Linked DNA regions of Homo sapiens: region 2 is linked to region 1. A link is a contact called in ENCODE Hi-C or POLR2A ChIA-PET data. All regions are on one chromosome and are shown on one strand. The core of a region is the stretch at or near the end of the contact, and the rest is flanking DNA. Distances in the headings are between cores, read along the strand shown.

Region 1 (2,652 bases), core at 68-2,567:
TTTAAGTTAAAACGAGATCATTAGAATGAGCCCAATTCCAATATGACAGGTATCCTTATAAGGAGAGGAGATTAGGACACAAACACACAGAGAGAAGACCAAGTGAAGACACAGGGGGAAGATGGTCATCTGCGAGCCAAGGAGAGAGGCCTCAGCAGAAACCAACCCTGCTGACACCTTCATCTTGGACACATAGCTTTCAGAATTTTGAGAAAATAAATGTCTGTTGTTTAAGCCAGTCAGTCTGTGGCACTTTGTTATGGAAGCTCTAGAAAACTAACACGGGGGCCAAATCCTATCCCACCTCCAGCAGAAGGGCATATGGCAAAATCTGGCCACTGCAAGGAGAGAAATCTAACATTCAGAAGCAGCTATAGCTGGAAGGTAACTTATTTTTAGGGAAATCTAAGCTTATGAAAACTATCTGGGGTGTACTATGTGAAGAAAAAACAAATATTGTGAATGCAAAGTTAGTCTACAGGATCCTAGCAGGATGTAAATCGCTAATAAAGCATAAATTTTCCTTATGAATAAGATAAAATAAAAATTTTAGCAGTAGGTGTGGTTAAACCATTTATACATAAAACTAAACATTATTAGAATTACATGCTGAAGAGGCCAAAGTACTTAGTTATTGTCACTATTATCATAATAATGACTTAATAGTGATAAGAAAAATCTTAACTTAAAAATCTGGGTGTTTTGGTTTAATAGGGTACTTCAATTTGAACACTAAGTAGACACGATTAGTTAACTGGGGGCCTTTTTCTCCAAGTCTAACTCATTGAAAACTCTCATTAATCTTATTGACTGCTTCCTGGAAGGAAGGCAGGTGAATAGGACACACAGGGAATGGCTTTCAAAGAACTATCTTCCCATCAAAGACACTTCAGTATTAGATAATAAAATGCCTTAAAATACTTTTTTAAGGCTCCAAAAAACCAGTAATGAGCTCTGGAGGCCTGTGTGCTCTCTTGCTCATTAGGCTGAGTAGATATTGTTATAAAAATTGAAGCCCATTTTATCTCAGTGGTTGTAAAGTAAGACTGGAATGTAAATTCACTTCTCAATGAACACAGATTGCCTTCCAAAGAATGCCACTACCATTGCCTCTTGCCTGAATTTAGAAGAATATGAATCATTGAGATTGAATAGACGTTAGTAGTTTGCTATATTTGCTTCAGAAAGAAGGAAGAATAAGAAAGGAAAAGAAGGGAGAAGAGGAAAGAGAGAAAGAAGAAAGAAAGAAAGAAAGAAAGAAAGAAAGAAAGAAAGAAAGAAAGAAAGAAAGAAAAGAAAAGAAAAGAAAAGAAAGCAAGCACGCGCAACTTCCTGTTTCAGTTTCAATGTGTAAAGTGCTTGGGAGTCATCACTCCCATTCTCACAATAAGAGAAAAGCTGAACAAACTGAAAATCAATGACTTTTCTTAGATCTGTCAGAGAATTGAGATCACAAGGCAAGCTACCTTCACGAAACTAGAAAGACAAACAAAATCACAGCCAAGTTCAGTTTACCAGGAGCAGAAGCTGCTGTGGTCAGTAACTAATGAAAATATTAAATGGTAATTTTGACAAATTCCAGGAGGCTGAGTGTGGTCTAGCTTAAGAGTTAAAAGCTCCTGGGTTCCAATCTTAGTGAAGCCCCTGACTTTTGTGGGTTTTACCTCCAGGAATTGCACCATGTTCTTTGATCACAGAAAAATCCCTTCCTGTTTTAGGAAGGAGGGGAAAGTAACCTTTTTGAAATATGCCCCTATTAAAGGTAGCCATTTTGAAATACACACAGAGTGTTCACCAAAGTAGTTCTTTGAAACAACTTTACTATAGCCTTATCTGACCTGAGGAAAGGACAATTAGACAGTCCTAGCCTCCATCTTCACCTCCACCTCCCAGTTTTCTTGTATCACAAAGGAGATGGAAAAAATGGTTAAGAAAGACTTCTGAAGGTCAAGCCCAGGGATTCGGGCCCACTAAAATATTGAGATTTAATCATAAGATTATAGAACACTTCCCTGCCCCAGCATCTTAACACCACATCCACAGGACTCTATTATGGATTATAACATGACAGTGGATTACAACTGAGAGAACTGTAAGACACAGACTCTGTTTAAGGAGTTCATAGGAAATCCAAAGACAACAGAGGAGCAAAATAAACAAGTGAACTAGAGGAAACGGAAGCCTCTGGCACCCATAGCCACAGCAAACATTAAACATGGTCAGCTCCTAGCCAGGCTAACATAGAACCTCACATTAAAAGCCTAGTGACCTCAGTTCCTATTACCCAGTACATTATAGCTGCCTTTCATTAAAAAATTACAAGTCATGATAGAAGGTAAGAAAAAACAATCTGAAAAGGAAAGGCAAGCATCAGAATCAGACTCAGATATGACATAGATTTTTAAATATCAAATAGGGAATTTAAATATAACTAGTATGTGAAGGTCTCTAATGCAAAAAAGTAGACAACCTGCAAGAACAGCTAGATGGATAATGTAAGCAGAGAGGAAACTCATTCTATAAGGCCAATATTACCCATATGCCAAAGCCAGGTAAATGATTACAAGAAAGGAAAAAAACTGAGATATAGAAATCCTCAACGAAATGGTAGCAACTGAATCCAACATAGACCTAAATGTTAAATGCAAAAGC
Region 2 (2,652 bases), core at 41-2,540, 120 kb after region 1:
TTCCCTCTCATTGACAGTCAGAGCAAGAGCAGTGAACCGCAGAAGCAGATCTTGTGTCTTCACTTGCTTGTTTCCCAAGCTCAGCCTCTCTGTGTTGCCTTGCTCTGTTAGCCTCCAGTAGGTGTTGCGGCAAGTGAGAGCCATACCATCTGGCATGGCCAATCACCCAGTTCCTTGAGCAGTTGAAGGCAAATGCTGATTTTACATTATTTCGTAGAAAGTTGTATTTTGTTTGGGGACCTTAAAAACCCTGACCTTGTCATCCAGCACAGAGCTTCCTGCTTTAACACAAAGGCTGTTTGACATGAATGCCTTCCCATTGGATAAACAGAACCGTCAGGCAGAGCCATGCGGCTGGATGGAGGGGGCACTAGGCCTGGGTGTGCAGGGTGACCCGACAATAAGTCAGTTGTCGGTGTTAAGTCATGTGAGCCTCCAAGGCTTCAGTGTCTTCATCTCTACAATGAAGGAGTTTCATTAGATCCATGATTCTCAGCTGTTTCCGTTCCTTAGGACCCTCATCCATAGCAGTGTTTCCATAGGGTCTTGACTGTCCCTATGGGAATACATCTCAGTGGCCAGGAGAGGGAGAAAGGGCATGGCATTGGAAGTCCTTTTAAAAAAGTCCCTGAGCTCACGCCTGTAATCCCAGCACTTTGGGAGGCCGAGGTGGGTGGATCACGAGGTCAGGAGATCGAGACCATCCTGGCTAACATGGTGAAACCCCGTCTCTACTAAAAAATACAAAAAAATTAGCCGGGCGTGGTCGCGGGCGCCTGTAGTCCCAGCTACTAGGGAGGCTGAGGCAGGAGAATGTCATGAACCCAGGAGGCGGAGCTTGCAGTGAGCCGAGATCGCACCACTGCACTCCAGCCCGGGCGACAGAGCGAGACTCCATCCCAAAATAAATAAATAAATAAAAATAAAAAAATAAAAGAATGCGGCGTACGCGGTGGTTCACGCCTGTAATCCCAGCTCCCTGGGAGGCCGAGGCGGACGGATCACAAGGTGAGGAGATCGAGACCGTCCTGGCTAACACGGTGAAACCCCGTCTGTACTAAAAATACAAAAAATTAGCCGGGCATGGTGGTGGGCGCTTGTAGCCCCAGCTACTCGGGAGGCTGAGGCAGGAGAATGGTGTGAACCCGGGAGGTGGAGCTTGCAGTGAGACAAGATCGCACCACTGTACTCCAGCCTGGGCGACAGAGCGAGACTCTGTCTCAAAAAAAAAAAAAAAAAAAAAAAAGTCCCTGAGGTAATTTTTCTGTGCACTCCCAGGGGAGAGTGTTTCTTTTCTCTTGAGAATCACTGAAGTAGATCGTTCTAAGATCTCTGCTGTTCTTCAAATCATGTGCTGAAAGAGACAAGAGGTCATATAATTGTAGCAACTGAAACAAATATAAGGCTATTTTCTTTGGACCCAAACACTTATTTTAAAAATTGCAGAAGTCAAGTGACCAAGGCAAGTAGAATACACAAAAACATTTTAGGCCATCGTTGTCATTTTCTGAGTCTTAATCATAGTTAAATTTTTTCTAAAATTAAAATCAGCAGTGCGTTTCCTCCACCTCCGCCAGAACTTGCTCTAGAAATTAGGGGAAGCAGAATGTCCCCAGGAAGTCCTAAGAGAGAAGAAGCAGAGTAAGACATGGGTTTCCAGAGTTTAGAGTCTCACTATGTGATAGGTGAAAGCTGTGTTGTTGATGAGGATTTGCACAGCCTCCTCCCGGTTGCCTGCTACTGACCATCCCATTTCACTGTGGGCAGCTCCAGTGGGTAAGAGGGTTCTTCACAGTGTGGTGAGCTACTCCTTTCTAGCCTCCATCCATTTTTTGCTGTTCTTCTGGAAGCTATATAGGCTTGTCTATTGGACTTTATAGTCTTCAAATAATTGAAGATACTAAAATGACTATTATGTCTACCCTGCTCTGCTACACACATAAATCTTGTCCAGACAAATAGGTCTGTTTACCAGTACTTTCTCATCAGAAGTCATTTGAAGACACAGAAAGTAAAAACCACAAAGAAAAAAAAAACTATATTAAAGTGAAAGCTCAACAGTAACACCCCATAACCATAGCAAAACAAAACAAAACAAAACAAAACAAAACAAAAAAAAACCACAAACATCTCCCCAGGAAATAGAACTAATATGCAGGTCTTTAAAAGTTCAGTTTATCAATGAGAAAAAGATAAACCAACTCACGAGATAAATGGGCAGAGTACAGGAGCAGTCACAGAAGAGGAGACACGGCTGGCCAGTAAGCACAAAGAGAAATGAAATGGTTTTGATTCCCTTACACATCTTAGCCCCCTTCCTCTGTCTACATGGCCCGTAAAAGCCACAGAACTGAACAGTTTTCCAGTTCCCTCAGTGAGCCTGCTTTGTGCAGTGGTATGTTACTGTCAGAAGGGATCCTCTTCGAAGCTGTGGTATTTGAGAATGACTGCTCCTCCCACCGCTTTTCTGAGGGTGTTAGCAGGAGTGCAACAGAGCCTTACTTCAAGGCCCCCAGCGGGCTGGCTGGAACCCTGCTTCAGCTCCTCCAAGCACGTGCGGCCAAGTTCTGGGAGCCACGTCGATGTGGGTTGATGGGTCCCCTGAGACGCCCTCTCTGCTCAGAACACAGCCAGTAAGCCATGGGCAGATCA

What was found. Hi-C counts contacts between places; a loop is a spot of excess contacts on that map. ChIA-PET counts read pairs that join two places held with the same protein, here RNA polymerase II (POLR2A). Pooled maps may share reads with other maps.
Region 2: a map with no recorded cell type shows a loop between it and region 1 (7-fold over the local background). The contact joins two enhancer-like sites. A Hi-C loop is called at or near these places in 8 of 37 single-sample maps with no recorded cell type and 10 of 50 pooled maps. POLR2A ChIA-PET finds 5 or more read pairs at or near these places in 2 of 52 experiments (AG04450 and activated CD4-positive, alpha-beta T cell).

The regions. Positions count from the first base shown.
Region 1 is chr6:148,636,459-148,639,110 of GRCh38, forward strand. No RefSeq gene overlaps it. Among named protein-coding and RNA genes, the nearest start is that of UST, 110 kb to the right of the region's middle. Within about 2 kb of position 1,318, at least 3 of the 41 ENCODE cell types and tissues checked have a DNase peak (open chromatin) inside an H3K27ac peak, as active enhancers do.
Region 2 is chr6:148,758,626-148,761,277 of GRCh38, forward strand. The region is part of intron 1 of UST (uronyl 2-sulfotransferase); the gene reads left to right. It overlaps LOC107986659 (a long non-coding RNA gene), which reads right to left. Exons shown (of 2, transcript XR_001744408.2): 1 at 2,207-2,652; 2 at 1-1,354. Among named protein-coding and RNA genes, the nearest start is that of UST, 13 kb to the left of the region's middle. RefSeq lists an enhancer at 2,093-2,652. Within about 2 kb of position 1,291, at least 10 of the 41 ENCODE cell types and tissues checked have a DNase peak (open chromatin) inside an H3K27ac peak, as active enhancers do.